Linked DNA regions of Mus musculus: all the other regions are linked to region 3. A link is a loop called in an ENCODE intact Hi-C map of the cell type or tissue named here. Cell type or tissue: heart. All regions are shown on one strand. Links, peaks and the distances in the headings refer to the core of each region. The heading gives the core; the rest is flanking DNA.

Evidence for each region. Peaks named below come from ENCODE experiments on the same cell type or tissue, not always from the same donor. Only the 100,000 strongest peaks of a DNase experiment are listed, where the experiment ranks them.
Region 1: a loop joins it to region 3, with 9 times the contacts of the local background. A loop is called at or near these places in 38 of 42 quality-filtered maps.
Region 2: it touches region 3 in a loop (2.9-fold over the local background); 3 of 42 quality-filtered maps call a loop at or near these places.

What each region holds. Positions count from the first base shown.
Region 1 is chr12:112,740,553-112,750,918 of GRCm38, forward strand. Cep170b (centrosomal protein 170B) reads left to right here. Exons shown (of 19, transcript NM_001024602.3): 13 at 222-459; 14 at 2,401-2,560; 15 at 2,851-2,994; 16 at 3,118-3,206; 17 at 3,518-3,611; 18 at 3,971-4,022; 19 at 4,113-6,039. The coding sequence ends at 4,360. Among named protein-coding and RNA genes, the nearest start is that of Mir6940, 12 kb to the left of the region's middle. In heart, for the core only: a CTCF peak has its summit at 6,267 (motif pointing right); DNase peaks (open chromatin) are centred at 2,379, 2,799, 4,539, 6,509 and 3 weaker places; H3K4me3 peaks cover 734 bases; H3K27ac peaks cover 2,580 bases.
Region 2 is chr12:112,648,691-112,659,056 of GRCm38, forward strand. It overlaps Akt1 (thymoma viral proto-oncogene 1), which reads right to left. Exons shown (of 14, transcript NM_009652.3): 6 at 9,856-9,987; 7 at 9,708-9,773; 8 at 8,977-9,045; 9 at 8,578-8,703; 10 at 8,378-8,506; 11 at 8,087-8,301; 12 at 7,812-7,899; 13 at 6,437-6,539; 14 at 5,131-6,087. The coding sequence ends at 6,008. Siva1 (SIVA1, apoptosis-inducing factor) reads left to right here. Exons shown (of 4, transcript NM_013929.2): 4 at 290-462. The coding sequence ends at 347. Among named protein-coding and RNA genes, the nearest start is that of Mir6939, 5.5 kb to the right of the region's middle. In heart, for the core only: a CTCF peak has its summit at 4,642 (motif pointing right); DNase peaks (open chromatin) are centred at 4,651, 4,976 and 7,690; H3K27ac peaks cover 3,002 bases.
Region 3 is chr12:112,838,541-112,848,906 of GRCm38, forward strand. No RefSeq gene overlaps it. Among named protein-coding and RNA genes, the nearest start is that of Cdca4, 14 kb to the left of the region's middle. In heart, for the core only: no CTCF peak of the experiment used is centred there; DNase peaks (open chromatin) are centred at 2,281 and 5,471.

The DNA of each region.
Region 1 (10,366 bases), core at 1,347-9,346, 98 kb before region 3:
CCTTCCCTGCCCCCTGGATGCTGCACTGACCCCAGGAGTGCCCAGTCCCTGGCCCTGCATGTCCTTTGGGCTGGGGGTGCTTCTGCTAGGGGCTTCTGAGGACAGCTGTGATGCACCTGTCCTGCAGCACGGGGCCCTCATCCTGAGGGACCCTGAGGCTACCGAGGCACTGAGTGTTCTCTGTTCTGTTCTCGCTTCTGAATCCAAACCACTCACTCAAGACACGAGGCGTCGGCAGCAGGGTTCGGATTACACGTCCACCTCCGAGGAGGAGTATGGGTCCCACCACAGCTCCCCTAAACACACACGCTCCCATGCCTCAACAGCCACACAGACCCCAAGGGGCAGCAGCTCTACCCGGGCTCGCTCCCAGGGCCCCCGAGACACAGATGATGACGAGGAAGAGCCTGACCCCTACGGCTTCATCGTGCAGACAGCAGAGATCGCAGAGATTGCTAGGTGAGTGACCAGTCAGGGCCAGGCCAGAGGCCCCCTCCCTTGGCTGAGAGCAGCCTAAGGGCCAGGGCTAGGCTGGGCTTCTGACCCTGAGTAGATTTAGAGATTATTTGGTGGGTGGTGGCTATGTGAGTGGGTGGGTGGGTGGATGAGACCCCCTGGTGCCATGCCTTTAATCTCAGCACTTGGGAGGGAGAGGCAGGCAGATCTCTGTGAGTTTGAGGCCAGCCTTGTCTACAGAGTGAGTTCGTTCTAGAACAGCCAGGGCTACGCAGAGAAATCCTGTCTCAAAATCAATAACAGCAACAACAAAGAGGTGTATAAATGAATAAATGAGTGGGTATGTGGATGGATGGATTAGTCACTAGGCGATGGCTCAGTTGATGAGTAGATATTTGGATGGATGGGTGGATGGATAGGTGGACCGGTGGGTGTCTCTCTAGGAGGGCGGGGAACTTTGGGTTCAAGGAGCTAGTGTGACCACAGTTTATTCCAAATAAACTTCCTCATGAGGCCATTCTTTGGGATGTGTTCTGGGAAAGGGTGTGTGGAGATGGATCTAGCTGGCTATGGCCAGTGTCCTGGTGCCCAGGCACTGGAAAGCTTGTAGAGATGTCCCCTAGGAACAAGGTGGACCTCAGGAATTTTGTTGAGGTTGCTGTTCTTGAGAGCTCTTGAGACACTGAGAAGGTGACCAGAAACAGATGGCCCTCATGAGTGGCCCATGTGTGGATGGGGGCACAGTTACTGTAACCTCACAGGCAGAAGCTGAGGCCGTGGTAGAATGAGGTCACATAGAGGACAGGGTAAGAGAGATGGGTTGACAAAGAGGGTCCTCCTGAGAGGCAGGCGGGGTGTACGGGAGGATGTATGGCCCTTGAGTGAGACCCAAAGGGACAAAGGCTCCTCAGGTCTCAGTATAAGAAGGAGCAGGAAGAGGTGTGGCCCGTGTGGGCTTCTCAAGCTCTGGTGTGCCTTCCTGGTGGGCCCAGGAGACTGCTGCAGTTTCCCTGTAGAAAGAGGCCCCAAGAGAAGCAGCACAGGAAGAAGTGGGAACATTTGGAGGTTTGGTGTCACCTAGAGTCAGGGGGACCTGCTTCTGTGCTCTCTTGATGTCAGAACCATGAGAAGCCTGGGTCACCCATCTGGGGAACCATGACGAAGCTTTTGGAGAGAGGCAGGTATGGCAAAGGCCTAGGATGCAGGTCCTACGTAGACCCAAGAGGAGAGTCGTAGGATACCCTAAGTCTGGAGCTGAGGGTTCAAGTGTGTGGATCATGGTGGTAATGAGCCTGAAGAACTGTGAAGGCAAGAGAGAGGATGTGGGCCCTTCAGGGACCTCCCTAAAGACGGGGCTGGCCATGTGTCCAGGAACCTAGTTAGACTGGTGTCCTCAAAGCAGCAAGCCCAGGGAATTGCTGCTGCCTACTTTGTCGTCTGTCTCCTGGCTGCCCAGGTGCCTCACTGGGACAAGCCCCAGGACCCTTGTCAGATGTGTGCTCCCCCATGGTGTGATCAGAACTTAGCTCTCAGCCATACTGGAAGAGCCACAAGGTCCCTCTACAACTCTGACCTTTGGACTCAGGAGCCCCTATTCACTCCTCCCGTGCCTCTGTTTCCTTGCTCACCAAGGTGGTGCCCATGCACTCTGAGGCTACGTTACATCCATTCTGGGAGGGCCTGATGGCCAGTGACTAGCTCTGGTGTGCAGGAAGAGGAGAACGTCTGGGGACCCTACGCTTCTGTCAGACCCCCACACACCCCAGGCCCAGCTCGGGCAGGCCATGTACCTCAGGCCCAGGCCTTTACCCAGCACAGCCTCAGGCAGTGGAGTTGGACCTGACTCTGCACAGGATGCTTGTGGGTCCTCACCGCCCTCCTCTGTGCACTGGGGCTCTCCCAAGAGGACCACTAGCAGAACTTGTTTTTTCCTGTTGGCTGCAGGCTAAGCCAGACACTAGTGAAGGATGTGGCCATCCTGGCCAGGGAGATCCATGATGTGGCTGGAGACGGGGACTCACTGGGCTCCCCAGGCCCCACTCGCAGCCCATCTCTCGGGAATGTGCCCAACACCCCTGCCTCAACCATCTCAGCCCGGGAAGAGGTGAGTTCAGGCCTCTCAAGGGCACATGCTCATCTGCCAGGGTCAAATCCACCATGTGCTTCTTGGTGTGAGGGCTGTAATAAGAATCCTTACAGAATCCCGAGAGCTTGTGCTGTGGAAACTTGTCCTTCCAAGGGAGTGGGCGTTGGGAGGGATCCGGAGCAGATGCAGACGGGCCCAGGCCTGTCACGTCCTGTTTTATCTCTTCTCTGACTGAAGCAGTGCAGGGGCTCACTGCACCCCCTAGTGGTTCCTCTGCATCAGCCGAGCCAATGCTCTGTTCTCTGCAGCTGGTACAGCGTATACCAGAGGCCAGCCTGAACTTCCAGAAAGTGCCGCCTGGCTCTATGAACTCTCACAACTTGGACCAGAACATGAATGACAGCCGAGACGATGCTCTGACCAACAAGACGAGGCCTCGGAACCGTGAGGAGGCACGGTGCCCCTCTGACATTGCGTAGCTGCGGGTTGGGGCGTGTCTTAGTGTCTGGATGGAGGCCAGCTAGCTGGGTGGAGAGGGGAGGGCCCCGGCCATACTAATGCCCAGGTCCTTCCAGGTGATCTTTGATAATCTGATGCTAAACCCGGTGTCCCAGCTGTCACATGCCATTCGTGAAAACACGGAGCATCTTGCTGAGAAGATGAAGTAAGCGGGTAGTCCCTGGGTGCCAACAGGTCACGTGTGCTGCATCTAGCAATAGTATGCAGCCTGATAGGTCACATGTGGGTAGCCAGTCTCTGTGTGTCTTCACTGCTCCCTGGGGTCGGGGCCCCATTGCTTCCTCTCTCTCTCTGGCCCTATCTGAGCTGTTCCCATCTGAGCATGAGGTAGCTAGCCACACTCCTGCTCCGGGTGTCAGTTTCCCTCTTGAATCAGCTCTACTATGGCCAGAGAATATCAGGGGAGCAGCTGTTCTGTGTTCTCTGTCACTGCCCTTGTCCCTGCTCCCCTCTCAGGGTCCTCTTCCAGAATACAGGCCGGGCCTGGGAGGACTTAGAGGCCAGAATCAACTCTGAGAATGAAGTACCCATCCTGAAGACATCCAACAAGGTGAGAGACAGAGACCCCATCCTTGAGCCTGGCCCCCCATCCTCGGGCCTGGCCCCCCATCCTTGGGCCTGGCCCCCCATCCTTGGGCCTGGCCCCCCATCCTCGGGCCTGGACCCTCATCCTTGAGCCTGGCCCCCCATCCTCGGGCCTGGACCCCCATCCTCGGGCCAGGACCCCCATCCTCGGGCCTGGACCTCTACCCTCGGGCCTGGACCCCCATCCTCCGGCCTGGCTCCCAGCCAGTGGGCGTTGCTGAGCTGGTCTGAGCCACATCCTTAATCCAAGTCCACCAGGAGGCCCTGGGGGCCCTGCATGTTCCTACTCTTGCCCTCCAACCTTCCTCCTCTCTGTCCTCCCAGGAAATCAGCTCCATCCTGAAGGAACTTCGACGCGTACAGAAGCAGTTAGAAGGTAGGTGTGGCCCAGACCTAGGGCAGGCAAGGGCGACCTCAGAGGCTTATAGCCAGATTCTCAACTGGACTCTTTGATCTCTTCCTCCAGTCATCAATGCCATCGTGGACCCCAGCTTGAACCTCGACCTACTGATGGGAAACAGGGCTCCTTCAGGGTCTGGCCAGCCAGGACTTGGGAAAGCCCGGCCAGCAGCTCAGAGCTCAACTTCACCTGCCTCGGTGGATACCTTGCTGCCAGCCCTGCCTCTCAGGAGCTTCCCACAGCGGGCCAACTGCGGGCCCCCCGGCCTCCCGGAGCCTGCCTTCCTTCCTGATGCTGAGAGGTTTCTGATCTAAGCTGTGAGGCGGGCAAGGCCAGCCTTCTTCTGCGCGTGTGTCCTGTGCATCCATCCCACGGCCCACCTGCCTGGCTGCAGGAGGTTCTCTGTGAAAACCCTGTATGTGCCATAGCCCCATGGATGGGTGCCTCCCATTTCCAGACCCTCCTCAGCCAGCACCTGAACCACTTCATCCAGCCCATGGCGCCCCCACCTCCACAGGCCTCCCAGCCTAGCCCCTGGGGTGTCCACTGCCAAGGGCCAGCTGGTGAGGCCCCATATTCACCTCCTGTCAATCACCATTGTTTTTGTTGGTAGCTTTAAAGGAAAGAGTACATTGCTCCCTTGCAGGAACTTGCAGGCCCCGCTTAGGTCCAGGCCCAGCCTGGGAGGCCCCGTCTCATCCCTATGTGCTGGCTTGAGGCCAGACAGAGAAAGGAGCTGGACCCTGGGGCCAGTCAGTGCCAAACACAGGAGCTGGATGGGTTTGGCATGTCCCCAAACTGCCCAGGAAGGAGGCCACTTGCCTTGTGGCTCCTACTGAGTCCACGGCCGGAGCTGCTGCAGAGTCCATCAACCTGGGCAGACGAGTGGTTCTAAGTCCTTGGTGCCAACACAACTGCCAAACCCACTGAGTTTGGGTACTGTCCCAGCAAGCTCTCCTGAGTGGATTCATCCCAGCTAGGGACACTGGGCTTCCTTACAGTGGGGCTGGGTGTAGCTAGGTGGGCCAGCAATCCCGTTGGTTGTGGCGAGTGCTTTACCAGAGTGGCAGAAAGAGATTTGGAAGCTCCTGGCTTTGTGATCTAAACCATGTACCTGCCCCTGCCGTCCCAGATGGTGCGGGCAGGAAGTGGTAACTGCAGCAGGCTCCTGCGGCCCGATCCGTTGCGGAGGCCTGGCAGGGACAGGCTCACTACTGGTTATGCTTTCTCAGGATTTGTGCGGCTGGGGCCTGCCAGGTGAGCAGGGTAGCTGCCCTGCTGCTGCCCCTTGCTGATGCTTCTGGAGGCACTAAGCCAAAGAGCCCGGTGGCTGGAGTGGGATGGGGACAGTCCCTTATTGACCAGGCTGGCATGGGTGTGCTCTGGGACCTGCCTGATGTGTGTGTGGGCGTTGCTCCTGAACAGGACCTGTCTGCTGGGAGAGGTAGCTGCAGCGGGGGGCCCAGAGCCCAGGGGTAGCATGGGTCTCCCTGTTTACACTTAGCTGATAGAGTCATGCACGGGTCCTGTGTGCCTCTGCCCAGCCCACCTGATGTTTACGTGTGTATGTGTGTGTGTGTGTGTGTGTGTGTGTGTGTGTGTGTGTGTGTGTGTGTGTAGAGCTTGCTGTTTGTCTGGAGGAGGTGCCAGCTCAGCCTGTTGGCTGCTCCGCCTGCATGTCCCACACATTGCCCACAGCCTGCTCCCTGTAAGTAAACGGCTGTCCTGCAGAGTCCATGCCTCCCACCCTTGGTCATCACTGTGTAATTTTTTTTTTTTAATGCACAAATTGGTGTTCCTCTCCATACTTAGTTCCTCTGTCACTTTAGCCTTCAACCCGGCATTGGTACTGTACATGCCTGGCTTCTGAAGGTATCTCTGTACATTGTTCTCAGGCGGTCTTGTGGATGTCTTTCAGGAAATGGTTATTTTATATGATTTGTCATGAAATTTGTTCTAATAAATCATTCCTCCACGTGGCAGCACACCAGTGACTGCCGCCTCGGCCCTCTTCTCTGGGGATGGTGTTGGGTGACCATCTCCTTGACACAAGGAGTCTCTGAGGGGCTCAAGACACTAAAGGCAGTGGGTGTGGTGGCATATGCCTTTGTCCAAAGAACTTGGGAGGCAGGGATCTCTATATCTGCTCCCAGCCAGGGCTACTTAACAAGATGGTCTTTTAAAAAAAAAAAAAATGAATTCAGATGTTGCCACCAGGTGGCACTCAAAGCAAGGAAGCAGCAAGCAGATGTCTGCTTTTGTTTAAGCTAATGTGTATTAGTGGTTTGCCTGCATTTTCGTATGCACTCCTAGTGTCAGTGGAGAGTAGAAGAGGCCATTGTGTCATCTGAAACTGGAATTACAGATGTTTGTTATCCGCTGTGCGGGCTCTGGAAGCCAAGTCAGGTCCTCTGCAAGAACAGCCAATTCTCCTAACCATTGAGCCGCCTCTCCAGCCCCAATTCCTCACTTCATTACAGATCAGAAAGCAGAGAGTAGACTAGAACTGGGCTCAGCTCTCCCCTCCAAAGGCCCTGCTACCAGGCCCCGCCTCCTGAGCTTCCGCAGTTCTGAGCCTGTGAGGGGACAGTCCAGATCCAACCATAACAAGGAGCCATGGGGTGACAGGGTAAGTCATGTTCTCACCTTCAACTGGGAGAAAATGCACAAAACAAGAGCTTTCAGGTGGGAGGCAACAGACAAAGCAGGGCTGTGGTCCCCCTGAGGGGACACGGAGCTGACAGCTGCCCTCTACTGCATGAGAGGGCAGTTGCTCCAGACATCACAGTAAAAGCAGGGCTGTGGTCCCCCTGAGGGGACACGGAGCTGACAGCTGCCCTCTACTGCATGAGAGGGCAGCTGCTCCAGACATCACAGTACTGCTACTGAGCAGGGACACATCACCACAGCAGGAAGGACAAAGCAGCAAGGCTTTGCAGAACCAAACCGCCAAGAAGAGCGTGGGAGAGAGCAAGCCCTGGGCTGCACAGACTGGCCATGACCTGCCCTTGTGGGAGAAACTGCAGGAGGCTAAGGAAGCCACCACAGAGCAGGATGAAGGCTGCATGTACCTCGAGACTGCCCCAGGCCTGGGACTGTTTATGTCATCGCCATGTAGCTCATGACACACAGGACATGGGCCTTGGTGCAGGGATAACCTCTCGTGTACTGTGTGGAAGCATCGCTTGTCAGTAACAAGCTGATGGCCTATTAGCAGAAGTGGGGAGGGAACAGTGGAAAGCGTGAGTATGGACTGGGAGGATCTGCTGTGAGGTTGTGATGGGCCATAGGACACACAGACAGACGAAGAGCCAAGGCGAGGTTCAGATGCAAATCAAGGACTGTGTGTCTTGGCATTGGCCGCCATAGAGTGTGAGGATAGATAAATGTCTGCCTAGCTTAGTGCTTGCAGCTTGTTAATAAAGATGCCAGGTCTCTGTCTAGAACAGGTGTAGAAATGCCCTGTTGTCACTTGGGAGCAAAGGGACATAGAAAACCCTCTGAAGAATTATTTTGTGTTTGATGCCCAATGTGGGACTAGAAATCTAAGCTTAGAACCTAAGAACTGGGTAGAAGATGATTCTCTAGCCAGGAACTGGGAAACCACAGGGCAGTACAAAGGTGGATATATTTAAAACACACACACACACACACACACGGGCTGGAGAGATGGCTCAGCGGTTAAGATGTGTTGCCTTCTTCTGGGGTATCTGAAGACAGCTACAGCGAGGGGCCAGGGCGAGCAGGGCAGGAGCAAGAGCTGGAGAGTTGTCTCAGTGATTAAGAGCACTGACTGCTCTTCCAGAGGTCTAAGTTCAAATCCCAGCAACTACATGGTGGCTCACAACCACCTGTAGTGAGATCAGATGCCCTCTTCTGGTGTGTCAGAAAACAGCTACAGTGTACTTAAATTATATAATAAATAAATCTTTAAACACACACGCGCACATCTGCAGAATAGAAAAGGAGCTCTTATACCTGATCCTGGGGCCACAGTAGCTGTGACTCCCCAAGTGTAGCGTGATTCAGGAGAAGGGTTGGAAGAGAGAGTGTTACAGGCCAGACCCAACCTTGATGTGGGGGAGGCTGAGCTTCCGCCTGTAGCTGGGACATACAGAGCCTGTAACGAGGACAGAGTAGCTGAATTCAGCCCCGAGGTGGCAGGCCACAGGGGAAGGGTCAGCATTTGGTGTGACACCATTCCTAGCTGGTGCCTCTGATGCCAGATACACACACGGACGGCAGAAACACCTCTTCTCTGTGAGCTGAATGGGAAGGGGTCGGGCTTGGCACAGAACCAGCTCTGGCCAACGCAAACAGACACAAGAAGAAACCGTAGTGCAGATAAATGAACTCCTGATCAGGTAAAAAATGTTTGAAATTATGTTTAAATGCTAAAAAGGGAAAAAGACTGGGTATGGCACCATAGATAGATGTAAATAGTTTAAGACTAGTAATATAAAATCCTTGAAGAGAATTAAGTACATTAAAAAGAGTAAGCCACACAAGGATGAGAAATAATTTAGAGAAAGTTAAATGCAGAAAAAGATACTAAGTTTGGAAGGCAATAATAGAGAAATAAATGCACATAGACGATTAAGTCTCTGGAGGAAAAAAAGATAAATAGATAAAAATGTTTTAAAAGGTGCATAGAGGCTAAAGAAAATAAGGAAACTGAACACAGCCAACCATAGAAACACTGAGTTTAGATATTTTTTTTAAATCTCCCAGAAAGGAGAGAGAGAAATAGTTTCCAAAGGAACAAGAGAGAAAGAACTAAAGGAAAGTCTCCAGAGGAAGGAGAGAGTTAGAGAGAGTAAAAAAGAAAATATTTTCCATGTTAAAAAATGGGAAACAGGGCTTGTGAGATGGCTCAGTGGGTTAGAGCACCCGACTGCTCTTCCGAAGGTCCAGAGTTCAAATCCCAGCAACCACATGGTGGCTCACAACCATCCCGAACGAGATCTGACTCCCTCTTCTGGAGTGTCTGAAGACAGCTACAATGTACTTACATATAATAAATAAATAAATCTTTTTTAAAAAAAGGGAAACACTCTAGAAGGGGGCATTTAGACCCCATATAGTTTTGCTTTGACTGTCGGCATAAAAATAATTTTATGTTCAGTAATGATTACAATTTTTTTGCAGAGGAAATAATATAATTCCTTTATTTGGAAAAAAAAACAATACTGACTCCCTGAGATCAGTTAAAATCAGTTAAAATCTACTGCTGGATGGGGATCCTTCTCAGGCTGCTGTCCCTCTCCATCTGCCACACAGCTGTGGCTGTGCACAGACAGAAAAGCATTTGGTCAGAAAGCAGCAACCCAGTGTTTCTCCAGCCGACAAACCATGGCTCCCGCCTCCTGTGCCACCATTCGTCTCTGTTTTATTTCTTCTTTACACTGGCATTCTGGCAGACCCAGTTCATGACTACAATTTTATATACCTTCTTTAAGTGAGATCAGAATAAAACAGACTGAAAGAAAATGAAGACTGAAAAGATTAAGTGCTAGAACGGAGACAATAGAACAGAAATTAGAGGATTCCTTAAATCAGAATAATAGTCCTTGGACGAGTCTGATCTGGAACCTACATGGGCAGCAGAAAAGGCCGTTCCGGATGAGAGAAATCCACCAAGGCTTGGAAAGTTAGCATGGCAGCCCACAGAGATGCAATAGACTGCGCTAGGAATCCAGAGTCAGTTCAGTGACGCCACCTCAGAGCAATGACACACAGCTGGCTCGTGTGTTTCATTTTGTAGATTTTGAACAATTAAAATACGTTTATGTGCTAATCTATCATACAGTCGTTACGTGCTCAGAATTCCAGGGGGCTTTTGCCTTGAGTTCTGAAAGGAGCTGTTCTGAGATTTCACATTCATTAGAGATGGTGGCTACCTTGGAGATGCCTTTGCGAGTGGAAACCGGTGACGCTTGGACATGTGCATCCGTTAGAACACAGCAATATTCTAGACATTGTGGCATAAAACGTGTTACTGGCATAGCTCACAATCTTACAAGATAAGCTGCTGTAGGGAGAACTCATTGTGCTTTATTTTACTTGAAATTCTCATAATTTTAGTGTCAGTAGCTTCTGAATGGTATAGTTAAATGATATACTTAAGACAGCCTACAGCAAGCTCATACCCCTCAGAAAATAGCCTCGGCTCCTATCCATATGGCATTGCCCAGCCAGACTTCCACAGCCTGGGACCTACTCCTGGGCTATAGAAATAGATATCTTAGTGTAATGAGCTGAATAAACCCCTAGCATACCCATGGTCTATTCTTTTTGCTTAAAAAAAAAATGTAAGTATT
Region 2 (10,366 bases), core at 1,298-9,297, 190 kb before region 3:
GGCCCTCTTGTTGCTATGTCTTCATGTCACTCCTGTGTGTCTCTTATGACATCTCACCCGTCTGGTAAACCACAAAGGCCTGGAACCAAGATGCAAGACCCACAGGATGTTTGCATGCTAGGCCTCCTTCCAGAGACAGTGGTGTCCCCAAACTGTCCCTGAAATGCCTATCACCTGAGTCTGTCTTCAGACAAGTTCCCATTCTGATGTGTGATGCGATTAGGGCCTCAGTGAGAGGGGATGCATTCAGCTACTTAGGTATCTTCTCTCTCTCCCACCAACTGTGCAGCTATGCCGACGATGGTGAGAAGACACTGTGCACCAGCTGTGCTATGTTTGAAGCCTGAGGTGGCCACAGACAGCACAAGATGTTCACACTAAAGAGAGAGAAGGTGGCTTTTTATATGTTATGTTTTATACCCAGTAACAAGTGAATAAACCTCTTTATATTTGCACAAGGACTCCCTCCCTTCCATCTGTTAACCGTTCTTAGGGTGGCAGTGACGGCTGCAGGGGCAAGCCCTCGCAGCAGCGTGCAGCTCAGCTGTCTTGGCATTGAGACCCCTGCTTATTACCCACATCTAACAGGCAAGCCAGACCCAGCAAGTTCCTTCCTGTCCTCCCTCAGCTGTAAGAGGAAGCAGCTGGACTCCAGGAGTCAGACTGCAGAATGGTCACCTGCGTGCTAGACAACCTCAGGCACTGAATTGCCACTGTCAGTCACATAGGCAGCCATCAATACCTACACTGCTGGGTTCCAGGTGATTTAATGAGCCCTTGTCCTCCAGGGGTTTGGCCCTGTGGAATGTCCTGTGTGGTTGTGACAGTCCTCACCATATCTTCAGAGGTAGTTTATGCAGGGCTCTAAGGAGTTCACAGGAGGTAACATGGCCTGGAAGATAATGGTGGGCCAGTCACTGCAGCCACCTGGGTCTCCTACTTACAAGTGGTTGGCTGGGTAGATAGGGCAGAGGTCTCCTTGTCCTGATCTCTAAGAACAACTACGGTTAGTTCCCATACATATCGAGGAGGTGCTGTCCTAGATGGGGTTGGTTCAAGTTTCCCTATACTACTGAAAAGTTGGCCCAGAGGCCCTACGTGAGCAGGAGGCTAGAGAGGGCTGAGGTGGGGAAAGGCCTTACGCACCTGGGAAGTTCCCTTATTGCTGTGGATAATGGGACTCTGGCTGGTTTTAAGTGTGGAAGCTGGTGGTCTGTAGGTAGTGACCAGGAGCTGGGCCCATTAGGGCCCAAGGTAGCAGTTAGCTGCTGTAGCCTTGCTGGGGGTGGGGCGGGGCAGGGCACCCAGATAGGCCAGCGACTGCGGCTCTGAAAATGGAATCTGGGGATCCTAACTGGAGTCTGTCTATTTGTCTGTCTATTTAATTTTCTTTGTGGCAAGGGCTCACTGTGTAGCCCTGGCTGTCCTTGAACTCAGAGATCCACCTGCCTCTGCCTCCTGAGTTTTGGAACTAAAGGCGTGCGCCACCACACCTGACTCGATTAGCTGGCTTGAAGCCACTAAGCCACTTGAGCTGGCTGTTGGTGGCCAAAGCAAACCCTGACCGTACCCCACACCCATCCCATGGCTTCTGGTGCTGTTTTATCCTGGCCTAGAGTCTTTGTACTATGAGCTTCTGCTGTAGCTAGCCCATCTCTGTCACCAGTGGGAATCATTGCCCAGTCCCCAACACCTTCAGGCTGCCCTCTCTCATAAACACCAGACTTTACCTCTCCTGCTTCCTGCCCCGCTGGGGGTTCAGTCTACCTCCCAGCATGCTCAACATGCTTTCTTTCACCTTAGACCTTCTTGGCTCCCTTCTTGGCTGGAGGCCCTTCCTCTGGGTGTTTGTATGTTCGTTTATGTCTCTCTGGGTTGGGCTCAGAAGCATCCTAGTCCTTACTGCACAGCCCTGTAGGCTTTTCTGATCCACCATAGAGAATACAGATGGATGCTTGTTATTCCTTCCAGCTGCCATGCAGATTCCTGAGAGCTGTGACGTAGCTTCAAATGACATCTTACATGTCACAGACTTGTAGTAATCTGCCCAGCATCCAGCCATGAGGTAGCGGGGAGTGTATTTGAGTGTGCATGTCAGTGTGGGGTGCATGCCTGAGTTTGCATGTGTGGAGCCAGCAATCTACTTGGTGTTGTTTGGGTTTTATTTGGTTTGTGGGTGGTTTGGCTTTTGAGGCTAGGCCCCATTTGGCCTGGAGCTCACGGATTAAGTTAAACTGTGGACAGCAAGCCTCAGGCCCCCCGCCCCGCGTCGGCCTCCCTAGCATTAGGAGTGTAAACCAATGCCACCGCTGTGCTTTGTAAATACAATTGTGGGGGCCAAACTTGGGGCATGCTTACATGGCAAGCATTTTGCCAACAGATGCCCCGGTCCCTAGCCAACTTTAAAAAAAGAACAAAGTACTTAGATATTGGACAGCACCCAGCGTCAGATGATAACCCCAGAGGGGATGAGATGAACCCAGGTTCTGCTGAGAACCCTGCCTGCTGAGCATCCACCTGTGGTGTGGGAGGAGATTGAGAGAGCTTGTGAAAAGGATCGAGAAGACTGGGGGATGAGAGCTAGGATAGCCAAAGTTTGCACAGCAGATTGCCAGTGGATCAAAGCATCCTTGATGGTGTTAATTAATCACGTTGTTGAGAGCAAGGGAGGGAACAAGAAGCAGTCCCCATTCCCAATAAAGAAGGGATATGGAAGCCGGGCGGTGGTGGTACACGCCTTTAATACACTTTGGTACACTTGGGAGGCAGAGGCAGGCAGATTTCTGAGTTCGAGGCCAGCCTGGTCTACAAAGTGAGTTCCAGGACAGCCAGGGCTACACAGAGAAACCCTGTCTCGAAAAAAACAAAACAAAACAAACAAAAAAGAAGGGATATGGGCAGGATCCTCACCACCATCTTCATGCTCCGTAGGTAGGCCTCCCTCTCCTAATGCAGACTGCCTGGCCTCTCCTTTGTGGTGAAAGCCATGCCTGACAAAGCCATTGTCACCATTACTGTTGCGTAGCAGTTTTCCATCTTGGAGAGCTCTTTAAGACACAGGATGGTGAGGGTGGGGCATGGTAGAACACTCCTGCAGGGAAGCTCCTTAAGCTCAGCAAGCAAACTTGAGGGCTTTAGGAAGTCCCTGAAACTGACCACATTCACTAGGGCTTCCCCTCCCAAACGTTCTCAGATCAGCTGAGCTGCCTCGAGGCTCAGATCACTTTCTAGCCTGTTCAGCTGCCTGTAGTTTGTTTTGGGGTATGCTTTTGTGAGCTGTCACCCATGCCTTGGCAATGCAGCTGTCTTCTGAGTCATCTCTGTTCCTGTAAACAACCTATATTCTCATATGCCACTGTCAAACTCACTGGTCCTCCAGGTCGGGCTTTGGTGGTATCTGTACTCTGCTGTCATTGGTTCCTTAGCTGGGGTGAATAGGTGTTTGCTCACATCTCTCTAGTGCTATACTACAAACACTTAACTATATCCTAGAACAGAACTCAAAAGGTCTTGTTTCAACTCGGTTCCCATAAGACAAATAGTAAACTTTGCTCCCTCCTTTCTTGGCCTTAGTGTAGGTCATTTCCCTAAATGGAAACTATAGTCATCAAGTGGCTACACACCTCATTCCCACCGATCTCCACCCTAGCAAGCACCATTCTACTTCCTGCCTTATGAATTACTTACCTCATTTAAGCTTACCAGACCCTACCATGGCCACAGGGTCTATCCCCTATCTGCTCTGGTGGTTCAGGCTAGGCCAGGCCTGTCTTCGGGGAGAGGGTACCACTTCCCAAGAGCATTCCCTAGATGTCCGCTCTCACCTACAATGATCATGTTGGGCAGCTTTCATGAGTAACAGTGGGCTCAGGAAGAGAGCTTTGCCCACCTCTGTGTTGAGGGCACAACTTCAGGGCTCCCTCCTCTGTACTAGAGACACATACCTGAGGGGTCTTGTGGAAAGAGCAGCCTGTAGCCGGCCCAGCCCTGGCTTTAGCTGTGTTTGTTTCTACGTTTCAGCCACTTTAGGTAAGATTTAGTGCTAAGTCTGAGGGCCACAGAAAGCACTACAGTCCTTATTTCCTTCCTTCCTCCTTCCCTCCCTCTCTTCCCTCCTGACTGGATCTTGCTACATTGACCTTGCTGGCCTTGAACTCAAGTGCTAGGACTAAAGGTGTTTACCCAGCCGGTGTTGTCTATAAATCTTACTTCAAAGTCAGTAAGTGCTGGGCAGTGGTGGCGCACGCCTTTAATCCTAGCACTTGGGAGGCAGAGGCAGGCAGATTTCTGAGTTCGAGGCCAGCCTGGTCTACAAAGTGAGTTCCAGGACAGCCAGGGCTATTCAGAGAAACCCTGTCTCTAAACAAACAAACAAACAAACCCAAAGTAGGCAATGCTGTGTACGGTTCCAGAGGGCTTGTGGTCATCTAGAGAAAATCTTTGGCTGTTATAGAAGTGGATATTCTTATTTTCCAGAGGTCCAGATCATCACCCACCCTAACTTTGCAGGAGTCAGACACCATCCCAGCAAGGCCACCAGCCACTAGGCTCTGTATATGTGTAGTCCATGCCTTAGGGGAGGCCATCTGGCTGGAGGCCTCTAAATGTTTTGCTGAGCAGTTGCTGTTGCTTGCTGCAGTTCCACCAGTAGTCACCAGGTGTCACCAGCAACATACTCAGTATATCTTGGTGGCGGCTTGGACTCAGGATCGCAGACACTCTAGAGTGACCTTGGTTCCTGTCACCTCTGTCCAGACCCAGAACAGTCCCCAGTTCTGTTCAGTCACAGATGTGCTATGTCACCTCAACCAAAGCCTCCTGAGCCTTTTTGAACTGTATCGCCAGCGCATTATCCTTCCTGGTATCAGGGCCTGGCTTATTGCTCTGCCAGACACACGACAGCTGGGGCTGGCAGGTGTCTTAGATGGCCAGGGAGGGTCACTGCAAGAGTAGACTCCAGAGACAGTCAAGATCCTCCCACTTCTGTCAGGAGTGTCCTGCCATGAGGACGACATCCCCTGGAGCCTCAGGGACCAGTTCCCAGGACCCACCCTGATGTGACCCCAGCCACACCCCTTCACCTCCCACCCACTAACAAGGCTGTGACGCTCCACACCAGAAAGCAAACCACAAGCTTGAAAAGCAATTTTTATTGAATTTGGAGGGACAGTTTCTTATTATAATAGTAAAAATGCTGAAGCTGAATGTTGTAAAAAACGACATGGTGCAGCAATGGCCAGCGTCTGGCCGGGAGGGGACAGGCCAGGGTGACGGACAGCGGGAGAGGGAAAGCATCTAAAAGGACAAGTGCTAGGAGAAGGGCTCACGTGAGGCAGGCGCTCCCAGGGTACCCGCTAAGAGCCACCACGCGGGAGCGGGTGCGGGAGGGCAGGGGCTCTCCTGTCACCAAGATTAAAATCCCCTAAATGTCTCTGAACAGCATGGGACACAGCAACAAACTGGATTCTTGTTCCTCTGTCAACCTCACTTGAGCCCTGGCCATCCCATCCAGCCCTAGGGCTGAAGCAGCTGTGACCTCTCCCCGCCCAGAGGGAGAGGGCCAGTTAGCATACCACAGGGGGGTGCTTCTGGTGCCTTCTTGCTGGACTTTGGCCCTGGACCCTAGAGACAGGTGGCGGCCAGGGTGGACAGGCCAATGGGGGCAGTGACGGGACCCACCCAGACCCATGAGCCCACATTGCACATGGTCGCGTCAGTCCTTAATAGTTTTCTACATGAATCTAATTGTTCTGGGCACTGAGGCCACATGTGTGGTCTCAAACTGGATGAAATAAATTAAGAAAAACCCCAGGATAGTTTTCCTCCTGACCTGGCTGGGAGGTAGGCTGCTGCCCACAGTAGAAACATCCTCCCCTGGTCCTGGAGGCTGGCAAGGTTCCTCCCCAGCGCATCCGAGAAACAAAACATCAGGTTCAGATGATCCATGCGGGGCTTCTGGACTCGGCAATGCAGAGGAGCGTGGAGCTGCCAGCCGCTGCCCCAGGCCTCAGGCTGTGCCACTGGCTGAGTAGGAGAACTGGGGGAAGTGCGGCCTCCGCTCACTGTCCACACACTCCATGCTGTCATCTGTGGGCCACAGGAGGGCTCAGACCATCTCTAGAAACAGCCCGCCCACCTGACACATGCCAGAGGATACAAGGGGGCCCTGTGAGGGGGCAGTGACTCTGGCCCTCAGAACACTCCCTCCCTCCCCGCCAAGCTGCTACCACCCTCCAAAGGGTTTGTTTGATTCTTTTAGTTTTGGGGCTGAGAGAGAGCTTAGTGGTTAAGAGCACTGGCTGCTCTGGTAGAGGACCCGGGTTCAGTTCCAGTGCCCACGTGGCTACTCACAACCACCTGTTAACTCCAGTTCCCCCCCAAAAAAAGCAGGAGTGCAAGCCAGACACTGAGGGGCCATGGAGTGGGGTGGCCTCACCTTGATCAGGCGGCGTGATGGTGATCATCTGAGCTGTGAACTCCTCATCGAAATACCTGGTGTCAGTCTCAGAGGTGACCTGGGGCTTGAAAGGTGGGCTCAGCTGAGGAGCAACAGAAGGCCTGGTTACTACTGGGTTCCAATCCCTCCATCCTCTCTGGGCAATACTGACCTTATCGGGTGGGCACTAGCACTAGGGAACAGCTCTAGGAGATGGAACTGGGTAGGGCAGTGTAGGCAGGGGAGAGCAAGCCCAGAGATGCCCAAAGTGACGAGAGGGTAGTGACTGCCCACCTCCAGGCAGTGGGAACTCCGTTCTCTGGTTGTCATTTCCCTTCTGAGTTTTTTTTTTTTTCTTCCCTTTCCATTTTTTGAAACTGGGGTTCTGTGTAGCCCTAGGAACTACCTCTGTAAACCAGGCTGGCCTCAAACTCAGAGATCCACCTGCTCCTGCCTCCCAGGTGCTGGGACTAAAGGCACACAGTGGCACCACCACAGCTGTGGCAGGACTCAAAGCAGTCTTCAGGTGAGCTCGCCTGCCTCACTGACAGCCCATGAAGAAGATAAGCTGCAGAGTGGTGTATGCACTGGAGGCTGCTAACATCCTTTTGGGTCTCACAGGCAAGGACCCTCAATTGCCATCCCTCCCAAATCTGGTGTGAGGGCAATGCGGACTTCATGGGATCTCTAGTTGAGTGTGGGCAGGAAAGGCATGCCATCCACACCCCCACATGCTGCTGGCCCCGTGTTATCTAGAAGGTACACTCAAGGCAGGGGGTAACAGGGCACCCAACACATCAAGGTAGAGTGTTGAGACCACCTGCTGTGTCCCTCATCAGCCTGGGCCAGGGGTACTTAGGAGCTGAAGAGAATCACACTTAGGGGTGAGTACAAGGGGCTCTGCTCTCTGCAGTGGCCTACACTGTGCCAGACGGGCAGGGGCCGTCCCAGAATGGGATTAGGCTCGCCCTAGAGTTGGAGACACCTAGACATTACCCCCCACCCTCGGCTAGCTTTCATCATAGGGCACATGAGGCGATCTCCAGGCAAAGGACAGGAGCAAGCAACAGGTGTAGGCAACAGGGGCACAATTGAGGGCCTGGAGAGGCCAGGTGACTGTGCGAGGTATGCAGGGCAGCATACTACCCTCTTCTGTGCGAGCGAGAAGGCTGTGCACAACCCTGTGGCTCTGTGGGGGCATGTGACTACACAAGGCTGTGGGCCCAGCATGCGTGTCTGAGCCAGCAAAAACAGGAGTGTTTGCATGTGTGCACACATGTGATCCAGAGATGGGCACAGTGGCCAGAGTGAGAGTGTTTATATGTATGCACACACGTATGTGATCCAGAGATGGGCACAGTGGCCAGATGCACACCTTCTTCTCATACACATCCTGCCACACGATGTTGGCAAAGAACCGGTGCTGCATGATCTCCTTGGCATCCTCGGAGCCCCCACCGAGCCTGTGGGTAGGAGACAGGTCCAGGGCTCAGACACTGCGTGCAAGGTGACAGGTCACGGGGATACTCGCAGGGTAGGGATACCCCTAGCTGCCTGACCACCCCACCCGACATGTGACTGAGACTGTGGCGGGTACAGTGGGCAGCAGCACTGTCTAGAGGCTGAGCCTGAAGCCCCGGCAGCCCTTACCTCTGTGTAGGGTCCTTCTTGAGCAGCCCGGAGAGCAGGGACTTGGCCTCAGGGCCGAGTGTGCGCGGGAAGCGGATCTCCTCCATGAGGATCAGCTCGAACAGCTTCTCGTGGTCCTGGTTGTAGAAGGGCAGGCGGCCACACATCATCTCGTACATGACCACGCCCAGCCCCCACCAGTCCACTGCACGGCCGTAGTCGTTGTCCTCCAGCACCTAGATGGGGGACTCTGTCAGCGTTGTGTCGGGGCGTGGGAGGATGTAAGGGAACACACAGGAAGTGGCAGAGCACCTCAGGGGCCAGGTACTCCGGCGTTCCGCAGAATGTCTTCATAGTGGCACCGTCCTTGATCCCCTCCTTGCACAGCCCGAAGTCCGTTATCTTGATGTGCCCGTCCTTGTCCAGCATGAGGTTCTCCAGCTGTGTGGGAAGGCGCTCAGTCAGTGAGGCCAGACCCCCCAGCCCCCACCCGCCCTGCTCCATAAGCACACCTTCAGGTCCCGGTACACCACGTTCTTCTCGGAGTGCAAGTAGTCCAGGGCAGACACAATCTCCGCACCATAGAAGCGGGCCCGGTCCTCGGAGAACACACGCTCTCGAGACAGGTGGAAGAAGAGCTGTGGGGTGGAGCGCGCTGAGGAAGGCCTGTGTGAGGGCCCGCCAACCCTTACCCACAGGCAGAGGGAAGGTTAGGAACTAGCCCCCAAAGAGAACTGGAGACTGCGAGACTCCAACTCAGCAGAAATAAGACATCCCCAAACGAGCAGCTACAGGCTCACATGGCCAGGGCTGGCAGCACCAGTGATCTGTACTACAGAGAGGGTTCAAAGCTCTCAGAGGGACAAGTTCACCCATCAAGTGCCCAGGTCTGAAGCTGCCTGTGGCCCTACCTCGCCCCCGTTGGCATACTCCATGACAAAGCAGAGGCGGTCGTGGGTCTGGAATGAGTACTTGAGGGCCTGGAATGGAAGCAGGGCAAGCCTAAGCACAGTGACACTGCCACCCCAAGATGGATCAGGGCACATCTTGGGTATCACCGTAGCCCAGGCTGGCCTAGAACTCAGCAGGGGCTACAGATGCAGGCCACATGCCAACTGGTAGATTTTAAGATGAGAGACACGAGGTCTAGGTTCAACTGCAGGGCAAGATGGCTTAGAAGTTAACTATACCAAGTTCTGGGGTTCCCAAGAGCCTCCAGATGGGGAGGTTGACACAACAGCTTATGAACTGGTGCACTGAGCCACCCCGGCACCTTTCCATCATGGACCACGGGTGGAATAAGCCCAAGATGCTGACTCTGGAACTCAATCAAGCTACTGTAACTGAGCTTCACTAACAATCAACCCTGAGGGACCAGCCTAGAAGACGGGTCTGAGAGGACTGCAGGGATGGAGAGCTGGGGCAACTCAAGGTCTCAGCAGAGTGAGAAGACGAGTCTCACTCCTGCCTCCTGCACACTACAGCTGGGGCATGACTGCAGCCCCGCCCTCCATCAGCCTACCTGATGCCCATGAAGCCCTTGCCCGTCCGTGTATGGGTGCAAAGGCAACAGTGTGGGAGTGACCCACTCTGGCCCACTCTTCCCTATCCCACAGGGGCCAGACTGATGGCCACTGCTTACCGTAAGGAAGGGATGCCTAGAGTTCTGCAGGACACGGTTCTCAGTAAGCGTGTGGGCAACCTCATCCTGGAATGCAGAACCAAGTGAGCACCTATCTCCCCTGCATCCCACTCCTCTCAGCCTCCCTCCAAGCCTGCCCTCCCTGCACCTTGGCGACGATGACCTCCTTCTTGAGGATCTTCATGGCATAGTAGCGGCCTGTGGCCTTCTCTTTCACCAGAATCACCTTCCCAAAGGTGCCCTTGCCCAGTAGCTTCAGGTACTCAAACTCGTTCATGGTCTGTGGGCAGTAGACAGAGCCCGGTTAGAGAGAGCCTTTGCTCACCACAACTAGCCTATGGTAATAAACCATATGCCACCGCCTTCGGCTTGACAGTGTCCAGAGTGAGCAAGCTTCCTCCAAGTTAGCCAACAGCAAGAGAGCTGGCCACAAGCCAGGCCCATTCTCACATGTGCTGGCCTGTGCAGTCAGTGAAGGGCTCTGCACAGTCTAGTCAGAGCGCTGGGCCTTGGGAGTCAGCGGGCATCTTCATATTACTTACTTTTAAGTACTGGGGTCTCATGTCTCATGCACGCTGGACAAGCACTCTGCCAACTGAGGTGTCCTCAGCCCATGTCCAGAGGAGCCAGGGGTACCCAGACCCATACAGGAAGCCAGG
Region 3 (10,366 bases), core at 1,344-9,343:
GGGCACAATACTTCTTGGAGGTCTCCTTGAATCAGTGTTAATTCAGAACCAGTACCAATAGACCCTGGAAAGTCTGATTGTTTCCTATCCCCTGGTGTGCAATTACCCTTGTAAAAGATTAGGTTCTTGTGAGGAAGGGCTGGAGAAAGGCTAACAGTTCAACTCACAGGTATTGTATTCAGATCCTTCCTCAGGGGACCCTGACTTCCCCTTCACTCAACAAGTGTTGGGTGTACAAACTGTCTCAAGTGTGGAAATTGGTTCATGGGCTGAGATTCTCTTTTGCCATGATCCAGTGGAAACTTTCATTTGTATGAGAATCTTTGTACTCAAACAAATATGCAGTAGCATTGTTATCTACATCAGCCAGGGACTGGGATACAGCTGTGACAGGCTTGACCATGCTGTTGTTTAGAGGAACATGGGAGACTTTGGAACTTTAGCAGTGGTTGGACACTTTTAGTGGGGCTTAGTGGGCCATCCTTGTAGGAGCATGACAGACAGTGCTGAGGGCGATTTTGATTGTGGGGGCTCAGCTCAAGAGGTTTCAGAGGGGGAAGAATATTAGTAAGCCTAGATGTTCTTGTGATATTTTGGCAAAGAATGTGGCTGTTTTTTGCCCTTGTCCAAAAAAAAGTCTGTCAGAGGCTAAATTAAAGAGTTTTACATGAATGTTGTTGGCAGAAGAGATTTCTAGTATTGACTGTGTTGTGTGGTTACTAGTAATCTCTCTTATGCAGAGCTATATTGAAAGGGAGCAAGCTGGATAAAAAGAAGTACAAAATATACATTTTGAGGGGGGGAAAAGAACACCAGGAAGTGTAATGGAGCTATGTTTGTGCTCAAGGAAACAAAAAGTTTAAAGGAAAGCCTGAAGCTAAATAGAATAAAGGGAGTGGTGACTTCAGGGAAAGACCCCACTCCTGGTACCAACTTCTACCTTAGTTACTGTACTATTGCTGTGCAGGGGCACCATGACCAAGGCGACGTTTATAAAGAAGACAAGAATAAAGGGAGTGGTGACTTCAGGGAAAGACCCCACTCCTGGTGCCAACTTCTGCCTTAGTTACTGTACAATTGCTGTGCAGGTGCACCATAACCAAAGCGGTGCTTATAATGAAAATGTTTAATTGGGACTTGCTTACAGTTTCAGAGGCTTAGTCCATTATCATTATGGCAGGTGTGGTGTTGGAGCAGTAGCTGAGAACTACACCCTGATCTATAGGCTGAGAAAGAGACACTGGGCTTGGTGTGGGCGTTTGAAACCTTAAAACCTACTCCTAGTGACACAGTTCCTCCAACAAAGCCACACCTCCTAATCCTTACAAATAATGCCACTCCCTGGTGACTAAGGATTTAAATTCATGAACCTCTGGGAACCATTCTTATTCAAACCACCACATAATCAAAGATCAGTACAGGGAGCAGGTTGCCCCTGTTTGGGTTATAATGAGGTTGGAAGTATCAGAACACAGTCTGTTTTGATATAGAAAAATATAGAAGCCAGGCAGTGGTGGTGAACACTAATCCCAGCACGTGAGACACAGAGGCAGGCAGATCTATGAGTTTGAGAGCAGCCTGGTCCTCAGAGAGTTCCAGGACAGCCAGTGATATACAGAGAGACCCTGTCTTGAAAAACAAAACAAGCAAACACACACAGACACACACACACACAGACAACACATGCACACAGACGCAGACACACACATATGCACACGGTGAGCATATTCCTGCTTAGAGCCCAGATCTAGGTCTCCACCCATTTCCTTAACTGAAAAGATTCCTCTTCTTGAGAAGAAATAAGCACCCAGTCTAAAGCTGAGAGAATAATAAGGAAGTGAGTTTGGTTAGAGACAGTCACGGAGTGGACATGCTGGAAACCGAAGCACTTAAGGAAGTAGCCTGAGTTGGAGACGTTGGTGTGGTACCCGAGTTCGTTGTGGGCCCTGGGTTCTGCCTCTCTTCACCAGTGCCAATTTAGTGGCTCAGAAGACAGATGCTCTTCGGGGTGTCAGCTGCTCACGGGACCCACATGGCAAAGCGGGATCTGTGCCGAGTGCTCTGCGTGGTTCCCGGTCTCCGCTCTGGGTACTCAGGCACCGCTAGTGTACTCCCTGGAGAGACAGAGAGAAACAGGAGGACCTGGTCTCCCTTTAGGGCATGAGAACACCAGCTACAAGACTGACCTGAAGGGGAGAACTGGGCCTGAGACTAGCAGGATCCGGTCCAGTTGGGAGAGAGTGTGGAGTGCCTGAGGGGTGAACCAGGGATTACATAATTTCGAGGGAAGGGCATGAGGTCCAGATAGGGAAGGTCGTTGGCCTCATTAGCACGGAGAAGAGCTCCCCTATCCTCTCAGTTGTTGGTCAGAGTTCCTGTTCCAGAGCAGGCGTTAGTGGCTGGGAGGGACAGCTCCACTTCTGCCGCCTCAGATCTCTGCGACTCCCGGGGTTTGATCACTCCCCACTTTACCAGTTCTTATGCCTGTCTGGTAGAGCCGTCTCACATGCTCTGCACACTGGCGAGAGCTCTATGGACTATAGATGGGCTTTGGTAAAATTTTAGCTTCCTGATTAAGGTTGACTGTGGTTATTGAAGATCAGTTGACTTTCAACATTCTTTCTCTCCTTTCCTCTCCTTCCTCTCTTCCTCTCCCCCTCTCTTCTCCCACTTCTCTCCCCCTCCCCCTCCCCCTCCCCCTCCCCCTCCCACTTCTCTCCCCTCCCCCTCCCCCCTCCCCCTCCCCCTCCCCCTCCCCCTCTCCCTCCCTCTGAGACAGGGTTTCTCTGTGTTGCTCTGGCTGTCCTGGAGTTTGCTCTGTAGACCTGACTGGCCTTGAACACAGAGATCCTCCTGCCTCTGCCTCCCACGTGCGTGCTGGGATTAAAAGTATATACCAGGGCTGCAGAGATGGCTCAGAGGTTAAGAGAACTGCCTGCTCTTCCAGAGGTCCCCAGTTCAATTCCCAGCCTTTACACAGTGGCTCACAACCGTCTGTAATGGGATCTGGTGCCCTCTTCTGGCCTGCAGGCAGGAAAAAGCTGTTACATAATAAATGTAAGGAGAGAGAGAGAGAGAGAGAGAGAGAGAGAGAGAGAGAGAGAGAGAGAGAGAGAGAGAGAGAGAGAGAGAGAGAGAGAGAGAGAGAGAGAGAGAGAGAGAGAGAGAGAGAGAGAGAGTCACCTCCAGTAGGATCTGTATGACAAGTTCCACAGACTGAGATGATCAACCTCAAAAGGGGGAGGCCTCCTGGAACCGGTTGTGGAACTCTTCACCAGAGAAAAATATTGAGCCATAGTTCTCATGGCAATCTATCTATTTTGTTTTCTCTTATTCCTTTTCTTATTTACATGTTCCTGGTAGCCTAGGCCAAGATCTTAAGCGAGAATAATGTACCCATCCATAGAGATGGGGTCACTAACATGACCTCATCCCCAGGGAAACTAACGCTTTATTTTTTAAATCATTTACAAAACTATTATAATAGATAAAATTTTTCCCAACAATAAAATTTCATATTGCTACATGTGTATCATCAGAGGTGGATTTTGGTATATGGTAAAGAAAGCCTTAATTAGAAAGAGTTAAAATAGTTTAAATTTATACATTGAAGATTATTAAAAAATCAGGCACTAGATGTTAAATAATAATTGACCATGGGGCTGGAAAGTTAGTTCAGCAGTTAAGAGCACTGACCATTAAAGATTTCTTTGCCTGCTCTTGGAAATATGCCACTGACCTTGGCCGACAGCCCCCACTGAATACATCCTTTTAGAATTGTTATATTTTGATGATTTATAATAATGATACCTCTGTTTGTGATTCACTGAATACATAGTTTCAGAGTTGTAATGCTTGGATGATTTTTGTGCTTTACTGTGCCAAATGATTTTTGTTGGCACTTGTGATTGTTTCACTGGATACAGTTTCTAAGAGATGTAATGTTTGTTTTTTTAATGTATAAAATCCCCTGCTTGAGAGCGGCAGAATTCACTCAGATTCAAACTTCCTCTGTGTTTTGTTTCTGTTTGTCATCCCCAAATCCTTACCCACCTAGCTTCAAGGACCCTCATTCCAGGAACTCCCATACCCAACTGCGGTGGTCTGTGGCAAGAAACCAACAAAAATACTATTGGTAGGTGGAGAGATGGCCCAGAGGTTAAGAGTACTGACTGCTCTTTCAGAGGTCCTGAGTTGGACTCCCAGCAACCACATGGTGGCTCACAACCCCGTTACCTCTTCTGGTGTGTCTAAAGACAGCTACAGTGTACTCCTATACATAAAATAAATAGTTCTTAAAAAAAAAAGCATATACCACCACACCCAGCTCTCAAAGCGTTCTTAGAGGTGTTAGGAGCAGTGGGGCGATTGCACTTTCATGTCTAATGATACAGAAAAAAGCAAAATTATCCTGTGGGGATGTAAGAGGGGAGTCATCTTAGAGGAAATGCTGTGAACTGGATGTGGCTGTCAGGACAGGGCCTGTGTAGCCTGCGTTACCGTCCTGTAATTTGGAAATGTAAATGTGGGTAGAAACAGCTGATTTTAGAGGGCAGAAGAGTGCCTGCTGAATAAGGAGAGATTAAAGAAGAGGTGCTGAGGCACAGAGGTATGGGACTTGTGGCTTCAAACACACTGGGGTTCAAGGAACCTTCCACAGTCATATGAGACCCAGGGAGAGGAGAGTGGAGTCAGTTCCAGGGCAGAAAGGCATGTTCTAGGTGAAGATGTTCAGCCCAACGATCTAATCCCTAGCATCAAACCCAGTAGGGAATCTCCCCACAGAACCTGTGTATACACACCTATTTACTGTGTCACTTACAACTGAGTTTTGGGTCTCAGAGGTTGCTCTATGTGTATGGGTATTCAGTGTGAGGTCCTAAGCCTGGAGCCCTAGGAACCATGTGAGACCTGGCACATCAAGATGTCTGTAATCTCAAGGCTCCTGTGTGGAGATGGAAGGCAGAGAGGGGGAGAGGAGAGGAGGGAGAGGGAGAGAGAGAGAGAGAGAGAGGGAGAGAGAGAGAGAGAGAATATCTCCAGAAGCGCCTGGGCCAGCCAGCCTGGAGTAAGTAACAGAAATCAAGAGGACGTTTCTCAAACAGAGTGGGCGTCAAGGGCACTTGCGGGTCCCTTCTGACCTCCACCTGCATGCCACGTGTACTTCCAGCTAAATAAAAAATATGCAACATTTAAAGCTGAGTATGGAGGGAGGCTCACACCTGTACACCCAGCGTTCAAGATACCGAGGCAGGAGAGTTGCCAGAAGTTCCCCACGAAGCAAAAATAAATAATTCAAAATAAATCAAATAATAAATCTACATTCATAAGCAATAAGACTCCATCATTCCGTGGCACCTATGGTCAGGTAGCTGTTTAGAAATGTCTGGAAGGATATGCTACAGAAAGGAAAGGCACTGGGGTAGGTCAGGCACCCTCAGTGCTAACAGCACCTGCTCTGGCTTGGTGATGCTGCCCCCTAGTGGCCCTGGCAGGACTGGTGTCTTAGGGTTTCTATTGCTTTGGTAAAGCTGTGTGACCAAAAAAGCAACTTGGGAAGGAAAGGTTTTACTTCTTTACATCTTGCAGTCTTATCATCCAGGGAAATCAGAACAGGACCTCAAGGCAGGAACCTAGAGGCAGGAATTGATGCGAAGACCATAGAGGAGCGCTGTTTACTGGCTTGCTCCTCATGGCTTGCTCAGCTTGCCTGCCTGCCTGCCTGCCTGCCTGCCTGCCTGCCTTTCTTCCTTCCTTCCTTCCTTCCTTCCTTCCTTCCTTCCTTCCTTCCTTCCTTCCTTCCTTCCTTCCTTCCTTCCTTCCTTCCTTCCTTCCTTCCTTCCTCCCTTCCTTTCCTTTTAAAATTAAATCTTCCCTCATATATTACATCACAACTGCATTTTTCTCTCCCTCTTCTCTTCCCAGTCCCCCCCCAACCCCCCCAGATCTCCTCCTTGGGCCTCCCAGTGCTATCAACCAAGCACGTCCCAATAAGTTACAATAAGACCAGGAACAAAGCCTCACACCAGACCAGCTTACTTTCCTAACAGCATCCAGGATTACCATGGTGCCCAGGGATGCCAATGCCCACAGTGAGCTGTGCCATCCCACGTTAATCACCAGTCAAGAGAATGTACCCAGGCTTGCCCACAGACAAATCTGGTGACATAATTTTCTCAGCTGAGGTTCCCTCTTCCAAAAGGGTTCTAGTTTGTCTCCAGGTGACATGAAATTAACCACCACAGTTGTCAGCTTGCCACACAGACACGTTACTACTCAACTAGAACCTTCCGTTTCTCATTTGTCCCCAAGATAGTGTGTTAATATTGTGTTAGTATTATAATAAATTGTAACAATATGCTAGTACTTTAATAAAGCACAAATAACTTTAAAAGTACTACAGTCTTTAAAAGTTCAATCTCTTTAAAACCGCTGAAATCTCTCCCCAAGTTTAAACCTCTCTAAAATATCCAAAGGCTATTTATATATAATATATATTAATTATTATATATATTAATATATAGATATTTATATATCTAAAACTCTCCTTCTCTCAGCTGTGGCTCCTGTAAAATAGTAATAATAATAATAAGTTAAATAGCCAGGCATGGTAGCACATGCTTTTAATCCCAGAACTTGGGAGGCAGAAGCAGGTATATCTCTGAGTTCAAGGCCAGCCTGGAAACACTGTCTCAAAATGATGATGATGATGACGATGGTGGTGGTGGTGGTGCTGATGATGTGGTGATGGTAAGAGGAGGAAGAGGGGGAATAGAGGGAGGAGGGGGAGGAGGGGGAAGAGGAGGAGGAGATAAATTCTTACTCAAAGAAGGAAAAACCAAGACATAGTTACAGTCAAATAAAAACAAAACTAAAGTCCAACAGTATAATGACCAGGACCAGACACCGTGTCTCACAATATTCTGGGCTCTCAAGAGCTTACCACAGCTCCAGTCCACAGCTGCTGCTGTCCTTGGAGGTCATCCCATGGTACTGACATCTCTAAAATGTTCACGTCTTTTCTGCAGCTGGCCTGCATCTTCACCGATAGCCTCCCCAGGCCTCTCTTCAGGGACTCCAGCCCTGACACGCAGTGCTCTCTAGGACCTCTTTATGTCTTCAAAACCAACACCACCTTGAAATTTACCATTTTCTGCTGCCAGCCCAAGTCGTACGTAGCCTTGATCTCCTGAGGACCACAGCTTCTGTGTGCGAACACCAAGGAAACGCTTCCCGGAAGATTTTTTTTTCTTCTCAATTTGTCTTTTCTCTTCTTAATCACAGCTGATTCTTCAGCCCCAGGTCACCAGCATCCATTGTCCCAGCAAAACCAAGGTTTCACTTTTAATTATTCTTAACTCAAAATTAAGTGCTAACGACCCCAATGGTCTTTGAAGGACTTTCAAACTTCCTCCTGAGGCTTCACGAGCCAACCCACCGTCATCTATGTTGCTATCAATGGTCTTCTCATGTCCCACAGAGCAGGCCTCTGAGTCCTGAGCACACACTGGCTTTTCCAGCTCCCACTTCAAATGCATCCATAATCCTCCCCCAAACACATAGCAGGGCTATCACGGCAGTACCCCAAAACCTGGTACCAATTTCTGTCCTGGTTGAGGTTTCTATTGCTTTGATAAAACACAAATAAACAAAACAAAAACCAACAGCTTGGGAAGGAGAGGGTTTGTTTTAATTTATAGGCTGTGGTTTATCACTTGGGAAAAGTCAGGGCAGGATCTCAAAGAAGGAACCTGGAGGCAGAACCTGACCCACAGGCCAGGGAGGATGTTGCTTACTGGCTTGCTCTTACCAGCTGGCTCAGCATGCTATCCCATGGCACCCAGGACTGCCAGCCCAGGGGTAGCACTGCCCACAGTGAGTTGGGTCCTCCCTTATCAATAATCAACCAAGAAAACTTACCCAAAGCTTGCCCAGTGGCCAGCCTGATGGGGCATTTTCTTTCTTTCTTTCTTTCTTTCTTTCTTTCTTTCTTTCTTTCTTTCTTTCTTTCTTTCTTTCTTTCTTTCTTTCTTTCTTTCTCTCTCTCTCTCTCTCTCTCTCTCTCTCTCTCTCTCTCTCTCTCTCTCTCTCTCTTTCTTTTTTGTTTGTTTTGGTTTTTTTTGTTTGTTTGTTTGTTTTTTGAGACAGGGTTTCTCTGCGTAGCCCTGGCTGTCCTGGAACTCACTCTGTAGACCAGGCTGGCCTCAAACTCAGAAATCCGCCTGCCTCTGCCTCCCGAGTGCTGGGATTAAAGGCGTGCGCCACCACCGCCGGGCGGGGCATTTTCTTCATTGAGATTCCTCTCCTTTAGAATGAATCTAGCGCGTGCCAAGCTGACACAAAACGAGCCCTCACAACTGGAGATCTGAGAAAGCTAAGCTCTCTGTTTCTGTGAAACACCAGCCAGTGGTAGAGAGGCCCACTACTGCGTGCTGTAAGGAAGCAGTCTGAGTAGGGGAGTGTGGTGGCGCATGCCTTTAATTCCAGCACTTGGGAGGCAGAGGTAGGCAGGTCTATAAAGCAAGTTTCAGGGAAGCTAAGGCTACACAGAGAAATCCCTATCTTGAAAAGCAGATAGATAGATAGATAGATAGATAGATAGATAGATAGATAGATAGATAGATAGATAGATAAGAAGGCTAAACTAGTCGCACAGAGCAAGCCAGTAAGCAGCATCCCTCCATGGCCTCTGGATCAGGTTCTACATCTAGGTTTCTGCCCTAACTTCTCTTCAGGGTGAACCGCAATTGAAACATGTAAGCTGAAATAAACCCTCCCCTTCCCCACCTCCCCTCAACCTGCTTTGGTTCATGGTGTTTTTTATTTATTTATTTATTTATTTATTTATTTATTTATTTATTTATTTAATATATGTGAGTACACTGTTGCTGTCTTCAGACACACCAGAAGAGGGCATCAGATCCCATTGCAGATAGTTGTGAGTCATCATGTGGTTGCTGGGAATTGAACTCAGGACCTCTGGAAGAGCAGCCAGTGCTCTTAACTGCTGAGCCGTGGTGTTTTATTAGAGCAACCCTAAGACACTCGCCATTCTCCATTCCTCCTCCATGAACCTCAGGATGGTATGGTGATCTTCACCGTGGCCCACCTCCCTCACTACTGGACGACAGGGGCACTTTGTGGAGTAGGTAGGCCAACGAGGGAGGAAGAAAGGGAGGAAAGAGAAGAGTAGTAGTGTGCGAGAGATGGAGGGAGAGATGAGCAAGGGTGAGAGTGAGCAGGAAAGGGAGGAATGGAAAGAGTGTGGCGTGTGAGAAAGGGAAAGAGGGGGGGGAGAATGGGACATGATGGAGTGAATGATAAATGAGTGAACGGGCGTGTTTGTGGGTGAGTGAGGGTAAATGGGCAAGTGAGTGAGTGAGTGTGTAAATTAGTGAATGAGTGAGCAATGAATGCAGCTGAAGGGATGAAGGAAGTGAGAATCTGGCCCATTCACTAGGCTCTTATGAACCCCAGGCTCATCCAGGAAGTTTCTAATCAGCTGGTGTTTGAAGGTCTGTGGTCAGTGGTAACACCCTGACATGACCTTTGCTAATGTGAGAGGAACATAGCAGTAGTCAGAAGGTATTGGATGGGGCTGAGCTCTTGCTCCCCACTGCCTCTTCAGCCAGCAGGACCTTGGTCCTGACTGACCAAGGTGATATGACCACACAGGCCAGCCGGCACAGGGCTTTGGTGGCCGCTCTACTGTTCAAAAGGCAGAGCTAGGCACTCCACAGATTAGCTTGCAGCAAGTCCTTGGCTTGTCTCCTGGTACATTCCTCTATGGACCTGACCCATACAGGTTGAAGGTTCCTAGACCCACCTTGGTTAACCACCGCCCTTCCTGTTAGGGGCTATGCCGGTGTTACAAGCTCCAACATCCAGGCTTCCGAGGCCCATCTGGGTCTCCTCAAGCATCATTGTTTGTTTGTTTGTTTTGAAAGACTCCGAGAGGAGCCCCTCGATCAGGCCTCAGAACAATAGCAGACACCCAAGAACTCACGATAGACCAAGCTTGATGTAAACCACATGAGGCTTTATTCGGGGAAAGCCAGAGCTCTGGGGACGACTCATATCCCACGCAGGGGTAGAGGAGTCGACCTCGAGGGGAAAGAGATCCCAGTTTTTATAGGCCCTCAGGGGGGAAAGGAGAAGGGGGAGAGTAGGGGATTTCCAGATCTAAACAATGTCTATTCTCAAGAAATGGGTATGGGAGGGGTATAAGGAAAGAGTCTGGTGCAGGTGTAGCAACTCAGGATTGGCCCGGCTGTGGTTGCTGGGGAGATTTTCCGACTCTTTCCCAGCAACCAATATCACAAACACCTGGCAATGGGCTTCATCAGTGGGCACACACACGGGTCAA